Linked DNA regions of Mus musculus: region 2 is linked to region 1. A link is a loop called in an ENCODE intact Hi-C map of the cell type or tissue named here. Cell type or tissue: left cerebral cortex. All regions are shown on one strand. Each heading gives the region's core, and the rest is flanking DNA. Links, peaks and the distances in the headings are about the cores only.

Region 1 (9,941 bases), core at 1,481-9,480:
GTTTCTAACTTACTACAATCTGAGAAACTGGACCTGCAGCGTGGAGCCAGGTCCACCTGCCTTCTGTCCTTGATATGTTAAGTTATACCACAGTGTTAGCACAGCACCTTCCACTTTTACTTGCCCCTCTGGGAACCTTCTGGGAGCTTGGAGAGCTCAGACCGGGAGGTAGGACCTGTGAGATGGCTCAGCAGGCCAAGATACCTGCTGCCACGGCCCACAGCTGGAGTTCAATCCCTAGGATCCACAGGGCGGCAGGAGAGAACCGGCTCCTGCAGGTTTCCTCTAGCTTCTTCATGCACACCATGTCACGCATGCCCTTCTCTCAGATAAATGTGATTTAAAAAAAAAAATATAACTTGGACACCTTCTGCTGAAAACCACAGCTAGCGGCTCCCTACTTTACCGGAAAGTGGATATGTCTGATTTCATTATGTAGCAAAGCCCCATGCCGGGTGCTAGCTACTCTGCCCAAGTGCTTTTGCGTCTCCCCCTAAAAGGGAACCCTGACCACTAGTAGGCTTCCTAGTAAGAGGAAGCAGAGGTGCAGAGCACCCGCCTACTCATCAACTGAGCCTAGTTTAATGTGTGACTTGCTAACTAGTCTTTATCTGTGTGCTTGGTGGCCCACGAAGGCCTTAAAAAAGTGAGATTTTTGTTTTCTTCTTTGTATCAAGGCATAGGCTATAATTCCCTGAGCTCACTAAGAACCCAGAATATCAAACCTGGTATTTGAATAATATAATAATTAGCATATAATGGTAACATTTGGAAGCAGGGGACAGAACCTCTGGTCATGGCTGCTTCATTTTGGAACCTTTGCTAAGTTTCTGGGCATTGTTATAAGCACAGCCCAGGAGATAAATATAAAAATAATTTTCTTGCCAGTTTTTTCTGTGTGGTATCCTAGCGACGATGGAGTGTCTGTCCTTGGGTTAGGGGCACCAGCTGGGACAGTGTCAGCGTTCACCAAAAGGAGGAATGTGAAGGGCACAGGCAAAGTGGCCTTTTAAAAGTCAATGCAGGGGCTGGAAAAAAATCACTCCGTGGTTAAGAACACTTGCTGGGTCTCACTCTGTAACCCAGGCTGATCTTGAACTAACTCATAGTGATCCTCCTGCCTCAGCCTCCCAAGCATTACAGGAACACACTAGATTTTGAACAGTTTCCTAAACTCAGTTATTTTTAGCAGCATTTTAAGATCTGATCATCAGAGTCATATATACTTATTGTCAGACAAGTTAGCTAAACCAGAAAATCTCAAGGAAGGCGATAAAAACCCAGCAGAGTCCTGCCATTGTTCATATTGGCAGGTAGTGCATTGTCTGCCTTACTGAACTGTACACTAATTAGCGTCCAGAGTCCTTGTAAGGTTAAAAAAGTCATAAAACCAGACAGACCCCATACCACCTTGGACAGGAATTCGTGTGTAATGAAGTCTAAGTACCTGTGAGCCAGAAGAATAACTGACAAATCTCTACACCAAGGCCCGAGGCAAAGTGATTTCCCCTTTAAGACAAAGATCCAATTGCAGTGGCGGGTGTGTTTGGGTGAAGAACTGAGTGCGCTCCTGTTTGCCTGGGAGGTTTGCTCCATTTGATGTTAATATTAGGACCTGATACCTCTAGTATGGGCTAATAGAGTTCCTTGTGCCATCGCAGGACATGTCTGCAGCAGGACATGGGTAAGGTCAGCTCTGAACAAAAAGGAACACCAGGCAGCTCCATGGGAAGTGCTTTCCACCCACCCCACCCACACAATGCACACAGTCAGGATCACTACACATACACACAGTCAGGATCGCTGGTCTTAGAACCTTTTGCTTGCTCTACAGTAAATATTATATATGTATATCTTTTTTTTTTTTAAAGACAAGGTCTCACTACATAGACCAGGCTGACCCTGAACTCACAGAGCTCTGCCTGCCTCTGCCTCCTGAGTTCTAGGGTTAAAGGTGTGTTCTACTACACCCTGCCCCAAGTCTATCATTTAAAGCTTGGACATGTTCACTGTAAGGATGTTTGTTCCATAGTGTATTAGCCAGCCTCTTGTGTGTTTAGGTCATTATAGTTATGTGCTGTTGCGCAAATGGTGACACCAGTGAGCCCTGGGTGGATCTCTATGTTTTGTGGATAAACACTTATTTAACTGGCTCACAGGAGCTGAGTGTTTTAGAAGGCTTTTTATCTCATACTGACAAATTATCCCCAGGAACATTTTATACTTCCTACAATGGGTCTATTTCCCCTATTAAACTGGAAATTATTCAAAAGAATCTTCCACAGCATTCCTGTCCTTTATTGCCTGGCCAATTCGCTCTCCACCTTATATATACAGGTAGCATCTCTCACTGAACTGGGAGGTTACTCTAGCTAGCCAGCTTGCCTCTAGAACCTCTTCACCTCTAGCCCTGGGATTGTATGCAGACCACAACACCCACCCAGCATTACATAGGTGCTGGGGATTGGAACTTAGCTCCCACTGAGCTGGCCCTTCAGTATGATTTGTGATTTGGAAAATAATCGATTGCTGTCTTGTATCAGAGAGGCTACAGAATGAGAATGGCATTTGTATATTTTTCCAAAGAAGCCGAGTTAAACAAATCTTTGGAGAGGTATTGTCCTCACCCATCCCTACCCCGTAGATAGAACACAGAGACCAGAGACCAGAGGCATATCCACGGGCCTCGCAGAATGATGGCAGTGACACTGGATCCATGAGTGACGGTCCCAACTCTGCATTTGCTGAGGTGAGACAGCCGTGAGTCAGGCCGACAGGAGAGAGCATTTGAGGGCCTCTGGACACATGGGTAAACTGTTTTGCTGGGCCTGTGGGCTGCCCCACACCCATTCTGGACAAAAGCTGATTCTCAGGCATGGAGGCCCTCATCTGCCCAGTCATCTCCACCTGTTGATGGGAACTTAAGTAAACCCTAGTTACCAGGGTACACCCTCAGCAAGCCTCTGCAGTTGTGTGGCTTCCTCAGGGAAGGAAGTCAGTTACTGAGTCAGTTTGGGGTCCCTGGCATAGCTGCATCCGCACTTCTGCGACCACTGTAATAGTTTGTTCTGTGGTTAAGCGCTCATCCTGACTAGACTCCCGGGGCTGTGAGTGCAGGCACTTTATCCTCTATGTGTAGCTGCAGGCACATTCTGAGCCTTATTTTTATTTGAATATTTAGATGCTAATGAATGAATTAGCAGTGTGTGTGGGTTGTTGGGCGGTTCTGTTTCCAACTGCTTGCAGGAACAGAAGCAAAGTCCCTTTTTACCAAGGACACTGAAAGAAGAAAAACACAGTTGGCGCTGCCAAAGCCAGAGGGGTATGGTCTGTTTTGCTGGGGCCTGTCATACTCTTAGGGTATGGGGGTCAGCAGCCATATCTAACCAAGCATTCTTTCCTGACTTAACAGAATCAGCTGGGCAGTTCCCTAGGGACTGTTAAAGGGGAGCTTCCAGAAACATTGGGTGGAAGAGAATTCAAGGTCAGGGCTCTCAAGGTTTTTGGCGGTGCATGGATATCACACCTCGTCACCTACAGCCTGGTCTTCACTGTTGATGGGTGCTCGCTGCAAGGGCTTGGCAGAGCTCTTTATTGGTGGCTGGCTGAGCGCCAGAGCGCCGCAGTGGTGAGGCCGCAGGTCCTGCCCTCCCCGCGCGCCTGCCTCCCTCCCCTCCTCCATCTCAGCCTCCTCCAGTTTGCAGCATCCTCTGCGAGGAAAGGAATGTGCCAGTCCGGGACGCGCCGTCCTGGCCGCGCGGCAGCACCTAGGGCGCCCTCTGGACTGCCAGGGGCCAGCGTCTGGCGCTGCGCGGCGCGCTTGGGTCGGCGCTGATGTCAAGTGGGTGTGGGCTCTTCGTAAAGGCCCCGGCGAGGACGAGAAGGGCGCACGATGCTCCGCGGGCGCGTGGAGGCCCGGGCACGTTCCGTGGCCCAAAGCTGTTGACCGGTGGCCCACTGGGGCCGGAGCGGGCGCATGGAACCTTGGCGCTGCCCGCCCCGGGATGCGCGCCCCGCCGCCCTGGGGTTCTGGGGAGAGCCGCTGGCAGTCTGCAGGTGTGTGCACGCACGAACTTTGTCGGGCAGGACTCTGTGATCGTGGGCTGCGGTCTGGTGCTTTGTGTCTGGGTGCGGCGGGTTGGGAGAGGATTCAGCCGGCCACTGGTTAATCTCCCCTTGGGAAGGGCGCGCCGGTAGCTGCCCAGTAGGGTTAAGAATCGCGTCTCCAAGTCCTGCCTGTGTTCATGGTAACAGGATTCTCTCTCTGCAGACAGCATGGCTTTCCAAAATCGCCAGTGGTGCGTGGGAACTGAGAGGCCCCAGAGGCGTGGGAGCTGCGGGTCGGAGGCTGGTTCCAAAGGAGGCGGGAGGTGGCCAGCGGTTCTGCACGGAGTCGGCCAATCCCACCCCCACCCCACCCCCACCTCCGACCCTTTCCTTGCACACTTTCGGAGAGCTGAAAGCCCGAAGCTGGCTATGGAAAGGTCAGGGGTCAGCCCCTCTTGAATGACATCTCAGGTGTCCTGGAGGAAGGCAGGGCTTTGTTCCAGGCTCCCTTTGCGCCCAAAACTATGAAACCTGGGGGCGGGGGGGCGTTCTAGGGCTGGGGCTCCAGTGCTGTCACTAGTCTTTCTTAGCAACAGCAGCTCTTGGTGGCAGGTTAATTATTAATATTGTATCGGCTGGTGGCAGAGACTCGAAATGAGATTGGTGGCTCTCAGGTTCTCTCTCTCTCTCTCTCTCCTTGACACTCTTCAGTCCATCATACTGCAGTGTATTTCCAGGGAGAATGTGGGCATTCTCCCAGGGAACTGGGACTTGGGAGGGACCCCTTTTTCCTGTCTGCGAGACAGACAGACTCTCTGGGGAAGACCGCAAGACAATGTCCTTTCGTTTTTTGTCTTTTTCACAGTATGTACCTGTTTTCTTTGCCTTTGGAAACCAACTGCTCTCACTCTCACACCAGACTGAGCTCTTTTAGTCTGGAGTCTGAGCTGCAAATGCTACCTGCAATTCTACATTCTACAAGTATCTCTGACGCCGCTTTGAGAACCTGGGTCTGTAGAAATTCTGGCAGGAACCTGACAGGTGATACCCAGCCTGTGTCTCCTGCAGAGTGGAAGACAGGCCTAGGTGTGGAACTATGGGGGCAGAGTGGAGTGAAGCCCACCCCCTAGGAGGTTTCCGTTCCCTTTCTTGTCTTGACAGAGCATGGCGTCTATCACCAAGCACTAGGTGTGCTGTACTTACAGTTGGGGTATCTCTACCTGGGCCCCAAGAAGCAGAACAGGAGGGGAGATTCCAGACTGCTGGGGGCATGGATGAGAACAGGCTTTGGGGATAAGTGGAAGCAAGCCTGAGGGATGAGAACAGGCTTTGGGGATAAGTGGAAGCAAGCCTGAGGAGAGTTGACACCGTTACCCTTCTTCCTAGCAGTAGTCAGTCTTGAGACTCGGCAATCTGTTTGCCCAGCCTAGCACCCAGTGCTCAGTCTGGTAATTGAAGGGCCCTCTGATTGGTGTAGAAGTGTGTTAAGAAGGGGCCTTACAGAAGGCGTGGGAGCAGAGAGCAAGGAAGCTGATGCTAACTCTGCCTGTGGCTGGCTGTTAGGTGACAGAGGCCCTGAAACAGGCCTGGTGTCCTTTAGGTCCTAGCTTTCTGAAAACTTCTGCGGGCACTTGGCTCCATAGGTTCCTCTTCCTCTCCACTCCTGCTCTGTGGGCTGGCCACTCCAATGGCTGCATTCCCCTAAGGAAGTAGTTGGCAGAACAGTACCATGGGTTTCTACAGCAGGGCCTGCTGATCTGTACGCTCTGGGTGCCACTCCCAGCACCTAGCTGCGTTGTCTTCTCCAGTGGTGGCCCAAGCTATCAGTGCTGTATGGAGGGCTTGGAGACAGCTCTGATTGTGAGCCAGTTTTCCTCTGCTGTAGGAAGATAGCCCAAAGCTGACATCTAATAATGTCTGCTCATCTTTTGGCTTGCTGTCATGTCCCAGTATTCACTGACAGTGGCCCTATCCCTGCCTGGTGAAGCCACCCAGGGGGATTCCATAAAGAGCCAGTGACTGATAGTGTCTCTTAAGCACTGTGAGTTGAATAGGAAGGGGTTGGAGGATTTCAGGGGAAAGCAAAGCAGTTTTCACGGAGCCTTTGGAATTATGGGATGGGTTATGGGGTCACAGGGTGGGGTGTGGCTGTTTGGAATTGTGTCATGTCCTGTGTCCCATCCCGTGGTTACGCAGTCACGGTGTATCTTTGCCTACTCCGAGGCCTCTGCTAGGCACTGACTCCAGGGAGCCTTGTCTCAGGGCAAGAGAGGAATACTCTGAGGGTTTGTCTGAATCAGGAGGTCAGGAGGAGACAGACAAGACCCAGCAGCCTTGTTTGCAAAACCACAAAGATCCTCCTGGGGGAGTTGGGCTGTCTCTTGTGAGGGTCAAAAGGGACCACTCTTGTAGGCCAGCATGCTGTGGGAATGCAGAAACTGAGGGAGAGAGCGTGAGGGGTTGATTAAGGCAGGGTGTGTGTGTGTGTGTGTGTGTGTGTGTGTGTGTGTGTGAGAGAGAGAGAGAGAGAGAGAGAGAGAGAGAGAGAGAGAGAGAGAGAGAGAGAGATTTTCTCTGTGGACTTGGCTTTGAACTCAGTCTCTGCTTTGTGTCCTTGAGGCAGAGTCAGTTTCTTCACTTGTGAAATAGGGATAAGGAAACCCCACCCTAGCCCCATACTTGGGAGGATTATAGGAGGTGTTTGGAAAGGATTTAGCACAGTGCTGACTAATTGGCAGATAGAAGATCTTTGGGATGTGGGCTGGGGGAGCTGCTTTTCTCACGAGGAAATAAGTATGTTAGAAACCATGTCTGGGCTCCTAGGGATGGATCAGATGGGACAGCTCTCCTGGAGGGGTTTAATCACGCTTGAACATCACACTTGGCTTCCAGCCTCCAGTACTGAAAGAGGTCTTTGGAGCCTTAGATGCTGGGGCCACTGAAAGGTGTCCTAACAGGATCCTGCGTGGGGGCGTGGCATGGCATTCTGGTCGAACAGGCTGTGTGCCAGGGGCTGTTGGACACCGTTCTTGTGTGTGTTATTGAATTCTGGACAATTTTAGAGGCAGATACTATCGTTTACATTTTATTGATGAAGCAGTTGAGCTGTTAGGAATTATTTTGATTTTGTTTGCCTCTTGGAGAGGCAAACAATTATCAAAAATTATTTTGATTTTGTTTGCCTCTTGGAAACCACCATTTGAGAGCCTCTAAATTCAAGTTTCCTCAAATATGTTTGTGTACCCTTCTTCATTGGCCTGTTCTGCTGTTGTAGGGGAAATAAGGTATAAAGCTGTAGGATGTTCTTTTTTTTTGGTTTTTCGAGACAGGGTTTCTCTGTGTAGCCCTGGCTGTCCTGGAACTCACTCTGTAGACTAGGCTGGCCTTGAACTCAGAAATCCACCTGCCTCTGCCTCCCAAGTGCTGGGATTAAAGGTGTGCGCCACCACGCCCAGCTTGGCTGTAGGATGTTCTTACTAGTCCCTTGTTCAGATCCACCATGGGGCTCAGCGTTCACAAAGGTTGGTCCCAGCTCTCTGACTCCTTAGGTGAGATCTTCTGTCTCATTGCCGTTGCTTCCCACAACCCAGTGTGCACTGAGGTCTGAAGTTCCCCAAATGTTAGAGAGGGAAAAAAAATGTCAGCAAGAAGAAAGGAACAGAACACCTGGGGAAGACAACGGCTTGTGGCTGGTAGTGGTTTCAACTTGGAGTTGCTCACTAACATTGAGTTATGTTCATAGCCTCCAATTCATTTTTGTTAGTTTGGAAGTATGCTCCTAAGAAAAGGCTGCCGCCTTGTGGGCTATTCTCTCTTAACGATCCGAGCAACATTATAAAGGTGTGACTCGAAGCCATGCATTCTGAGTTGGAAGGAAAAGTAACAGCAACTGCTGGGCCTCCCTCCAGGCACAGGAAGTTAGGAGCTCTAGAAGGATGGAGATTCCACAGCCTGCTGTTGGGTCCTCACCTCACAGCAGCCTGATGATGTCATCAGATCAGGTGCCCGTCCTTCATCTTACAGCAGGGTGCAGTGACTTGCCTGACGCCAGGTGTCCAGATCTGTGCTGGTGACACATGGGCAGTGTCAGGTCTGGCCTGGCTCAGCAGCAGGCAGTCTTGTTTAATTATTTTTTTTCAATTATATGTTGTAAAACTTAAATATTACAGAAGGAGATAAAGAGGGAGAACTGTGGATACGAGTGGAGATAAGCACTTTGCATTTCGGTGGAGTGTTTTAAACTTTTTTTTCTCTTGAGGAAGATGGGAGCATTTGTTTTTGTTGGGGGAGATTGGGTTGTTATCCGTCTCTGGGCAGCTATAGTTTTGTAAGCCTTTCTTCCTTACGAAGTCAGATCACCCTTGACTCAGCACTGTGGGCAGAGAGGAAGGTGATCAAGAGATTCAGAGCTGAGGCTGTGTGTGCTCTGCCAGTGACTGCAGACGCACAGTGTGCATTGGCTGGTTTTATGTGTCAACTTGACACAAGCTAGAGAGGAAGGAGCCTCAGTTGAAATGCCTCCGTGAGATCCAGCTGTAAGGCGGTTTCTCAATTAGTGATCAATGGGGAGGGCCCAGCCCATTGTGGGTAGGGTCACCCTTGGGCTAGTGGCCATAAGAAAGCAGGCTGAGCAAGCCACGGGGAGCAGTTCAGTAAACAGCATATCTCCACGGCCTCTGCATCAGCTCCTGCCTCCAGGTTCCAGCCCTGCTTGAATTCCTGTCCTGATTCCCTCAAATGAAACCCAATAAACCCTTTCTTCCCCAATTTGCTTTTTTGATCATGGTATTTTGTTGAACCAATAGAAACCCACACTAAGGCACAGTGACAGCCATTATCCACTGCTCACCTCTGCTTCAGGTGCTCCATGGATGGCCCACATGCTGTCCCTAGTTGGCCTTGAGAACTGGCTACTGTCCGTTTTATAATTGTAGGAACCCAGAGATTGAATGCCTTGCCTAAGGTGATAAAGTCTAAGGTATAAACCCAAGCTGACATTCAAGTCTAGATTGTCTCATTACAGACTCAACTAGATACCTTCCCCAGCGACTCCAACTGTAGCAAAGCCCAGAGCTCTCAAATCGCATGGTCTTTGAGACTGAAGGAGCTGGCATTCATCCTTCCATATTTTTCCTCTTTGGTGTTAATTCTAGTTGTCTACACGTCTGAGGGGTCTTCATATAACCTGCTCAACTGCACATAGAAAATATTTGGAAAGTATTATTTATCCAAAACATGTGTAGACACCCCCCCATACTTGTTATCCCCTGAAAAGTACAGTATAGCAAGTTTACACAACATTTCCATTGCAGAGCTATTTAAAGCAATCTATAGGTAGATTAAAGCATATGGGAGGAATGGGGAGGGGCTGATATTGTGCCGTTTCATGTAGGTGGCTGCCTCAGGAGGTCCTGGAACCAATCCCCTGAGACACTGAGGGGTAACTAAACTATGTCGGGTGACATTCGGGCCTTTTTTCCTTGGTTTTCAAGACAGGGTTTCCCTGTGTAGCTCTGGCTGTCTGGAACCCGCTCTGTAAACCAGGCTGGCCTCAAACTCACAAGAGGTCCACCTGGAATTAAAGACGTGAGCCACCACACTCCACTGACATTTGTCTTTTTAAAGACATTCTCAGCTTGGCTTATTCTGCTTGTTTGGGTTACTCAATGATATATCAGACTCTGAGAACTGGAAGGGATTGACAAGTCTATTAGTGGGGAAACTGAGTTTCAGAACTGACCGAGCATACAGAACCATTTCTAGTTGATCCAGGACCAGAACTTAGGCTCCCCTCCTATCCGTGACCCAGGGGTGTCTGTCATACAGGGCACATACTTTTATTTTAGGGGTATTTCTCACATAGGTTTGAAGAACAACACAGCTAAAACGTTAAA
Region 2 (9,941 bases), core at 857-8,856, 50 kb after region 1:
GCCTGTTAGTTAGTACCATGGCTGCTCCGGCTACCACTGCTAAGGTTACTTCAGGCACCAGGACAGAGCAAGGGAAATCTCATGCTTTTAGACATTGTCTTTCTAACCTTTGTGCTGTGCCGATTTACATACACTGGCCTCCAGAGAAGCCAGTGCTCAATTAGGGGGTGAAGCTACCATCTTAACCTCACTAAAATGAGATGATCTACTGGCTGTGACGGCAAAAACGGCTCTCCATTGCCTGTGTTAAGAGCTTTTAAAAGGGACTATGCCCTTTGATTTTGTAATTTTACTTCGACGACTTTAACTCAAGGAAATAATTGGAATTGGGGCAAGGGGGCATCTATGCTCAAAGGTGTTGATTATAATGGGAGGGAACCCCTCTAAAATATTCAGCATCAGAAGAGCACGAGTCTAAAGAGAAGCACCATGGGGCCGGGGGATAGGGATGCTTTTGTGCCCCTGTGCCCCTGCCCCTCAGCAATGCCTCGCACACAGGCAAGTTGTATGAAAAAGATTATGTCCATATGTCAGGCTCTGTTACTCAGTAAATTAAATGAAGGCGTTGGATGGAAGTGTTTCTCTAGCATCAGTTAGATGTGATATTAAAACCCCAGTGGAAACCTTTGCTTTGTATGTTGACTTGAGGATTTAAAAAAAAGAAAGAAAGAAAGAAAGATAACATCAAATATCAAAACTGAAAAAGGAACATATTTTTATATGTAGAAAAATCACTGCCAACTTGGGCTCAGCAAGTAAGGGCACTTGACACTCATCCTGATGACCTCGGTTCAATCTCTAGGACCTATCCACATGGTAGGAAAGAAACGACTCCTGAAAGTTGCCCTCTGACTTCACATGTGTGCTCTAGTACATGTGCCCCCCAACCCCCAAATCCCAAACTACCTTGGAAGGAGATTTCCAGATATATAATGATGCTACTGGTGATTTTTGGTATTTTTTTTAATATAAAAACTTGAAAGCAACTCTGATTTAGTTCTTGGGAAATCCTTTTTCAGTCCATCACATTCTCTTTTGAGAAAGGAGATTCAATTATTTGTGAAACAAGCCAGCAGCCTCCAGAGCCAGCTCTGCATCTTCTGAAGTGCCAGGCAGTTTTTGTCAGAACACAAGGCACCTTCACACTGGCCGAGTCTGTCAGCCTAGCATGGAAGCAGCCACTCCTGACTTCAAAAGGGTGATAGAAGTGCCTGTGTGTTGGAACCATGCGGGTCGCGCTGTAGAGACATGCCCATACGTTTATTATCCCTTCAGTGAACTGAAGACATCTGGTAGCACTGAGAGGAATTTTAAGAAGATAGGACTTGCAGGGTGGGTGGTTAATTCTTGGCATTCTCTCCCTGGCGTCCAGTTCAGGGAAGCTGTTGAAAGCGTCGCCTGTTTTCCTTCATTCTTGTATCAGCTTGTACTATCGTAAGGGCTTTTCCCCTCCCCTCCCCTTCATGTTTCAGTGTATTGGAACTTAGTGAAATATGCCTTTAAGATATTGTATTTTCCTGGGTGTGGTGACACACAACTATAATCCCACTACGTACAAGGCAGAAATAGAAGGACTGTCCGAAGGTTGAGGCCAGCCTAGTCTACACTGAAGTTCCAGGGCAGGCAAGGACATGTAGCCAGACCCTGTTTCAGAAAAGAAAACCAGTTGGACACTTAGGTGTCAGAGGCAGGGGAATCAGTATGAGTTTGAGGTCAACCTGGGCTACAGTGTGGTGAGTTCTAGCCAGCTATGTTCCTCCTTTTCTGAGGAATATTTGATGGCCAGGGCCCTGGGCATGCTGACTTTGGTGTCCTTGTTGTCCCCTCATTGACTTGACTTCTTCTTCTCTCTCTAGCCACAATCAGCAGACAACAACATTCAGGCATCCTGTGACTGGACAGTTTTCTTCAGAAAACAGTGAATACGTTCTGCGGGAGGAGTAAGTATTTATTATTATTATTATTATTTTATTATTATTATTTTTAATGTTCTCCTTAGTCAGGCAGAGTTTGAAAGCTTGAAGATGTGAGCCCAACACCTCGCTTGCTAGGCTGTTTGTGCTGTTTTGGTTTGTTGTTTGTTTTGTGTCAGGTAGAGGGGGCTTGGAGTGGCTGGGTTGATTCCAAGTGAGAAGAGTTTTATTTCTCAGTGTTCACACGTCTGGGGAGAGGATGTGGGCGGAGAGGGAGGCTGCAGGACGTTCTGTGGTGGTATGATCAGAGCCTCCTAAAACACCCTTTCTCCTGAAACATCACCTTGTACACTGTGCTCTGACGACACTCCCCACCTGGTGGGAAGATTGTAGAGCTGAGATGGGGCAGAGGATCCCTGCGGGAATTCCTAGGTTCTTGCCCTGAACAAGGATCTGGACAGAGATAGTGGATAATAACAGAATTGTTTACGAAGGGAGAAAAGCTTTTCCACGGGTAGAAATAGACCAGAGCTGGAAAAAGATCCAAGGCGCAATGGCAGAGATTCTAAACAGAGGATCGGGACTGTATAGTCTAGTATGGTGGGCTTTGGATCTTTGTACAGTCCACAGTTTTCTTTGCTCTTTTACAAGTCAACCTTCCATTCTTTCACATGCTAATTTTGACTTAATTTCCATCCTACTCTCTTGCTACAATTGTACACATACACATAACCTCTAGGGGCATCAAGTAGGAGCCCAAAGCTGGGGTCTCGAGGAGAGGAAACAGAACCCTGCTTATCTCAGTGGTCTTCAGAGAGAAAACCCTAGTCACAGGCTGTGCTCAGTGTGTTGAGTGGACCACGGTTGCTATTGCATAGAGGTTCTAACTGGCTGATCTGCAGTAACCTTAGGCTTGCTTCAAAGACACCAGGCCTCCGCTCCTGTCTCTTCTGTAGGACCCTTCTCCAGCACTGTTACAGGGCCGCCCTGCTCATGACTGGGTCACTGTGCTGCTCTTCTGAAGCTTCTTCCTGGTTTTCTGCAGTTATCCGCATGGGTCTGGCCTTTGGTGGCTGTCCTAGTTTTATTTCTGGAGCTGTGGTCAAGCATCGTGACAAAAAAGCAACTGGTGAGGGAAAGGGTTTGTTTCAGCCTACAGTTCCAGGTTACCGTCTGTTACCACGGGCGAGTCACAGCTCCGTTTCTCCAGTCTTAACAGAGTTCAGGACCTTCTCTGCCTAGAGGATGGTGCTGCCCACAGTGGGCTGGGTTTTCCTGAATCAGTTGACTTAATTAAGAGAGTCCCCAGTAGATATGCCCACAGGCTAACCCAATGTAAACAACTCCTCACCTAGACTCTCCTTGTGAGTCTGGGCTGTGTCAAGTGGACAGAACTAATTATCACAGTAGCTAACAGGGCTACCTGCATACAAGGGGCTTGGGCTTGGAAGGTTCAGGAATGTGATTTCCATATCAGATCCTCAAGCACAGGCACATGCTGTCTTCTCCTCAGTGCTAGGGTGTCTCTATAGCTTTAGGGAAGAGGACAGAAACATTCCTGAGCAATGACGGCAGCTGGCTGTGTACACCGATCCCCAGATTCTGTAAAGCGTTTCATGTGGAGGTGGAGCCTGAGTTGAGTGAGAGTGCACCTGCTTTGGAAGTCCAGAAGCCCACTGTTGTGCTGAGCAACTGCAAGGCACATAGGCTCCCTTGGAGGCTCCTCACCAAGGGGACCCTCACTGAGCCTTCCCTTCCCTGCATGCAGTGATTTCATCTGCTCTCCCATTTTGTCATTTGTGTATTTGGAGAAAGAAAACACTGGTTGGAATTGCTGATAATATTGTGAGTGTGGTGTTTGAAGACAGCTCTAAAAGAGATCTGAGCTTCCTGAAGGTAGGCGGTCTCTTACTGAACGTTGGCCCCTTTGCAGAAGAGGCTTTATATTACAGGTTTCAGGGCTAGCTCTTCTGAGACTGGTGCAGATTGTTGGCTTATGTGGGAATCTCCTGCTGCTAGGTGATGCTGTCTCCTGCTGCTCCTCCTGTAGCTACATGTTGGTAAAAGCTGGCAGCCAGAGGTAAGAGCAAGGAGAGGGCACTCCAGCTCCAGAGGGAAGCCACCCCGTGCTCATCCTTTTGGGCTGTGAGAGTCTTGTATGTTACCATCAGTGGCTGGTAGAACCAGCACCTTCTCTCCAGACACTGATAGTCTTGGGCTAGCTTTGCCTGTTGCATTTGGTTGCCATGGCAGCAGAAAAGATGAGGAGAAATGCAAACACCTGGCAAGCAGATGCAGAAACTTGACTGGCTTTCCTCTCTGGGTTTTCAGACAACATTTGTGACAGTCACAGGTAAGGGGACATGGGGATGGGGGCCCTTAGTTCACTCAGGGCCTAGTGGCAGTTTTTGGTGTGGATGTTTTGAAGGGCTTAACATTAGGAATGCAGTCATTGCCACATGACACCCACATCGTTGGCTCTTTTCTGCTGGCCAAATATGTAGCTGTGGTGGCTTTGCTATGTGAAAGGGGAGCTGTTGCTCAAAAACAGAAGTCTGGTTTCTTCCTGTGACTTCTCTTGTCCATTGCTTTTGCCTCCCCCGAGTCTGGGGGGAGGCAAATTTGCTCTATTTAACAAATGCTGTAGTTTGGTGAGAGCAGTGGCCACTCGGTAGATCAGGCAGGAGGAACAGACAGGCCGGAAGGAGGCGGATTTGAAGGGGAGCGTCCCAGAGGTCCATGTCTCGCTCTCACCCTGCACAGACAGTCATGGAGTCTGGAGAGGGTAAGAGACTAGCCCAGGGCAGTCCAGCTTGAGGACTCTAAGGCCAAATTCAGGACAATGCTCTGACAAAGGTTGGGGGCACAGCTCTCTGGGCTGTCTTCATGCCAGGTGAGGGGGTGCTGCTGGGCTCTTTTCCAGCTTGTCTTTAAGGAATTGAGGGGGACGGGGAAAGCTCATAGTGAGCTGTGAAAGAATGAGGCTGCATTGAAATCCCATGTCAGTCAGCCTCCCCCGGGGTGTTGGGAGCTGATGGGAAGCGTCGGCAGCCTGTCTGTGCCTCTTCTGGGAAGAGGGTTATGTAGGTGTCCCTGCCTCTATGGCTCTTTGGGACAAGAACTAATTCATTCATTCATTTATTTATTCATTCATTCTCTCTCTCTCTCTCCTCTTTCTCTCTCTCTCTCTCTCTCACTGTAGATTGTGCTCCTTAAATGTGTGCTTGTGTCTCAGCCCTCCATTCACATCTGCCACCCAGCCGAGTTCTCTTGTCTTTGGAATCCTTGAGGACACAGCCTGAAATTGGGGGCCCGTTGATCTAGAAATTCATGAGATAATAGTAAATGAGGTTTTTTATTTTTCAATGCTGGAATTCAAACTGAGGGTCTTATCCATACTAAGCAAGGTCGCTATCACCCACCCAGCTGTATCCCCAGCCCAATAAGGTTTGGTTTTTGTTTTTGTTTGTTTGTTTTAATATTCAGAAATGGAGTTCTGTTTCCCATTCTCTTCCGACTTCCTGCCGTTGCCTTGACCACTTAAGGGAAAAGCCTGCCATAGTTTTTATACTTTGACTAAAAAAAGTCGCAGGTAAGGCGTTGCTAAGAAACCACTGTGGTCTGAGCTTTCTGGTAATAAAAATAAACTGTGAATGGGATTTAGGTTCTGGGGTCTCCAGTGGAGACACAGGGTGGTGCTGTCTCACAGTGCTTCCTGGTTCTCAGAAAGACATTTTCACGTACACGCTGCCCTGCGAAGAGAGAGGTGGTTTTCAGCCTGTTTTACAAAATAGAAACTGAGGCACAGAGAGCTGACTTGTGGAAGAGTCATAACGTCAGAGCTCAACTGAAATGCAGTCATCTCTTTCTGCTCTTTCAGGCCTCCTTGGCTTGGAGTTGGCCTTGTGGCTGATCTATCCAAGGTCGATATCTTACAGACCTGGGGACTTCTCACTTGGAACCTGGGATCTCTTGTGGCAGACCCACCCAGTTCATTGTTTTTCACCTGTTTTTAATCTTTGCAGCACTAGGAACTTCACCTATATCTTCGTAGGCAAGCACTCTATTACTGAGCCATAGCCCAACTCGCCTTTACATTGGGAGATGGAATCTCACTAAGTTGCTATGAGTTTACTTTAAATGTTTGAACTTCAATTTCCCTGCCTCAGACCCCTGAGTAAGCCCAGGTTTCCCAGCATTGCAGCTATCTTAGGCAAGGCATTAATCTGTCAGGGGCACATCTACAAAGCAAGGATGATAACCCTGACAAGCTAACCATGTAGCTGAGAGGATACAGGGAAAGCACCCGGCACTTAGCTGTTCAGGAGGCCCTGCAGCATCAGCCCACCGCTTGGCTTGCTGTAACTGTATGCGCCCGTCCCTCACAGCTTGTGACTTGCAGAAGGGAGAGGTCCTGCTGGGATGACATGCCAGTGCTCAGAGCAAACAGCTTCCAGAACGTAGAGGTTTTTTGCTCTGCCTGTAGGACTATGCACACTTTGTCTTGAGGCGCAGAGAAAGCCACTGTATGGCTAAGGCCAGGGTAGAGGCCAGCCATTTTCCAGTGGGCTTCTTCCCGGCTGATTTTTGTCTAGTCTTCATTTCTTTTGTTAGGTACAGACAGGAGGCAGTTGAGCTCAAAGTCTTGCTCACTGTTTTGAACTTTAGCCCACACCCCTGCAGCCAAAGAATCTGCATTCATGCAGCCTGAGTGAAGGAAAGGGAGGGCTTTGTTCCAGCCGTCCCACTGCACTGGGAATTCAGGCATCACAGAAACCCAGCAAGCAGGCTTACAGCGAATGGATTTTATGTAAGGACGCTAATAGTCTGAGCATGCAGGTTCGGTGGTCTCCTCTGTGGGATGCAGTATGCCTGAGGGCAGGCTGATGGGAGAGCTGTATGTCTTCTGGGGACATTTCTTGGGTGCAATTTATTAGTGGAGTACATTCAGGCTAAGGATTTGAGGAAAGATCAGAGTCTGGCCCGCCAACCTCTTCAGTGAGGAAGATGACTGTCCAGTGAGCAGAGCTGAAGCAAATGGACCCAAATTCCTTTTGTTGAATGAAGCTCTCTCTGTTCAGTCATTTCTGGGTTTCCTGGCTTATCTATTCAGGAGGTTTCGTGGATGGTCCTGTTGCTCAAATCCATGGGGTTAAACCTCTCCGCAAGTTTTCATGAGTGCCAGTGTTGCATCCAGCTGAGAAAATTGCTTTGATGCTTTCTCCTATCTATTTTTTGATGTGAAATGAGTTACTGGTTGTAATTCTAGTAAATAGCTTGCGGTCATTTCCAAAGTCATCATTCAATGTCACCCACGGTGAGAGAATCTAGCCAATATCCTTTGAAGGCTGGCCCCGTTTCTTGGACAGGTGGGCTGTGTGTGTGTATCTTGTCCTTTCAGAGCTGGGTTGGGGGGCTGTTGTTTGAACGGGGATTTGTTTCTGCAGTGTTAGTAGAAACAGCACAGTCACCTCTCTAGGGCAGATTTGGGTTTTCCTTTCTTACCCTGCCTCCCACCTCCTCCCTTCGATCTCAGTACTGTGGCTATAACCAGTCTTTTTCCAGACAAAGTCTCTATAACTGGCTCCTTCAGCAGGAACTCTGTCCTCTTGCTTCATCCAAACCTGTGGTTGAGTTGTCTTTCTCCTCATGCTGTTGGCTGAGAGAACGCCCAGCCAGCTAGCACCTAGGGCAAGGTATAACGTTCAGATTTCAAAAAAATGGCAAAGTGCACACTCCTTCCGGTTTCCCGATAGAAATCCAGAGAGTTTTTTTCATTGTCCTGTAGAGGAGGCATGGAAGAGCTCGACATAAAAAGGGTTGTGTTTATTTAAGATGATTTAGATAATCTAAAAGTGATGAGTGAAATGTTTATGTTAAAATGTGCCCCAAATCAAAGCAGGCGTATCGAAAAGGACAGGCATAAACAAAAGTTAAAATGTTTTTGCTTTGGGTAGCAGGACTACGGGACATTCCCACTCATTCATCTTTTTCATGTAGCTTGTTAAATATCCTGTAATAACATGTCAAAGGAGAGCCAATTGAACTTGATAAAAATTTCAGCAAAACCTCTGTGAGATTGGCTCTTATGTCTTGAATTTATTTATATGTTTATATGTGTTTGTGGGCACATATGTGTGTGTGTGTGTATGTGTGTGTGAGTGTGTATATGTGAGTGTATATGTGTATAGGTGTTTGTATGTTTCTCAGTGTGTGTCTGACTCTCTGTGTGTGTGTGTGTGTGTCTGTCTGTCTGTCTGTCTGTCTGTCTGAGTATCTGTGTAGGTCAGAGGACAACTAGTGGAAATCGGTTCTCATTTCTACCATGTAGGTCCCAGGGATTGACCTAAGGTCCTCAGACTTGGGGGAAAGCACCTTTATTCTGTCTCCCTCACTGGTTGTGTCTTAGGTTTAGTCTCCTTCCTTGTCCCTCCTTCTGGAAAGCTGGGCAGGCCAGGGTCCTGGGAGGATGGTTGGTTGTACTGCTTAGAGGCAGAGGGAGGACAAGGCAGCTTCACAGAGCCTCTTCCCACTCCCATGCCATGATCTTGCTGCCACAGCCTCTGCCAAGGGAGAGGCTGAGCCTGGTGACATTTGCTATCCAAGCAGGGAGCAGTAACAACATTTTGGCTGGGATGGAAGCCAGGGGCAGGGATTGAGGATGCCTGGCTGATAAGGAGTCAGCCAGCTTTCTGCCTTGTGTGAAGCACATCTGCTGCAGCTGAGCATCTCACAGGGCTGGCCCATTGGGAAGCTGATGCCTGCTCTGCTGGGAAGTCTAGTGGCCACACAACTTCTACAGAGAAGTCCCCTCCTGGGGCAGTGTTGGTGCTGTGATTCAGGGCGCTACAAAGTTCCCTGTCCTTTGAGCCGTGGCAGTACCTGGAGGGAGCATGGAATCTTTAGGTGAAGACTAGAATTTTTCTGTAACACCATACTCAAGTAAGTGATACAGGACATTCTGACCAGTTTCGTCTGGCCTGGATCTTCCAGCTTTGTCTTTCATGGTCCTGGCTAAGTCTTCTGAAGTGATTTCTCTGCAGTATAGTCTGCCTGCTAATCACCTGCCTGGATCCTGATGCTCACTGGAGCAGCAGACAAAATGCAGTCAAGGAACGACGTGGTTTCTGCTCTCTGCTCAGGGACAGCCTACAGATTGCGGAGCTAGCAGGGTCTTGCCGTAATGAATCACGCTGTTCAAAGATAGGTACTGAGCTTGAGTGAAGGCACTGACCCTCCCGTGTGGGAAGGACTGGTGCAGATATGGGCTCGGCGGAAGGCAGGTGAGAAGCTGTTCTTCCGAATCTCTTTAGAGTAGTGCTCCAAGCCATGGGCCTCCATGTGGCTCGGCTGCTGGTGGGGAAGCTTACCGTGGCTCCACATACACTCCATGGCTTCCTGCTCTCCAGGCATGGCACAGGGGGTTAATAGCTCCAATGGCTCTATTTTGGGGCAAATGGAGTGTTCCCAGAATAGGACTCTTTGTTGAATAGTCTATTTTGGGAGGCAAGCCCCACTGGCGTTTATTATGTAAGCATCTTCTGTGTATGTCTGGGGGTGTGGATGTGTGCACAAGTGATTTCTTGTTACTAATTATAAGCAGCTTCTTCTGGGAGTCAGGGAAGTGGAGGTGTATGTGTATAGAGGTATGATGTGTCTCTCCTTCTGTGAGGAGTATTGTGTGCCTTGAGCAGTCACCAGGCGCATCCTACTAGGAGAATGAGCGTGGTACCTTAGGACCACAGACAGATAGTGCGGTGTGCACCCTTTTCTGGAATACCTGGCTGTGGTGATATGTCCATCTGTCATCTTTTGGGTGTCCTGAAGCACAGGGACAGGTGGATATTATGGCCTTCAGTCTACAATCTGGGATCAGACGGCCTCCAAAAACTGGGACCTGAGTTGTTCTAAGGCCAAGCAACTAGCTCCAACCTGGAACAGATCGTAGACTTAGCCTCCCACTCTGCAGCTTGGCGCGCACTCACTGGACCCCCCCTACACCTCCCTGCAGGCCACACCCACATATGT

The links. Hi-C counts contacts between places; a loop is a spot of excess contacts. Peaks named below come from ENCODE experiments on the same cell type or tissue, not always from the same donor. Only the 100,000 strongest peaks of a DNase experiment are listed, where the experiment ranks them.
Region 2: a loop joins it to region 1, with 2.7 times the contacts of the local background. A loop is called at or near these places in 4 of 42 quality-filtered maps.

Annotation. Positions count from the first base shown.
Region 1 is chr7:116,231,567-116,241,507 of GRCm38, reverse strand. All of the region lies in intron 3 of Plekha7 (pleckstrin homology domain containing, family A member 7), which reads left to right. Among named protein-coding and RNA genes, the nearest start is that of Gm44867, 55 kb to the left of the region's middle. In left cerebral cortex, for the core only: a CTCF peak has its summit at 7,856 (motif pointing left); DNase peaks (open chromatin) are centred at 4,225, 4,842, 6,798, 7,887 and 1 more place; H3K4me3 peaks cover 1,713 bases; H3K27ac peaks cover 1,143 bases.
Region 2 is chr7:116,181,269-116,191,209 of GRCm38, reverse strand. It overlaps Plekha7 (pleckstrin homology domain containing, family A member 7), which reads left to right. Exons shown (of 27, transcript NM_001305185.1): 4 at 1,857-1,940; 5 at 9,925-9,941. Among named protein-coding and RNA genes, the nearest start is that of 1110004F10Rik, 93 kb to the right of the region's middle. In left cerebral cortex, for the core only: no CTCF peak of the experiment used is centred there; DNase peaks (open chromatin) are centred at 4,164, 4,461, 4,830, 8,559 and 5 more places; H3K27ac peaks cover 5,763 bases.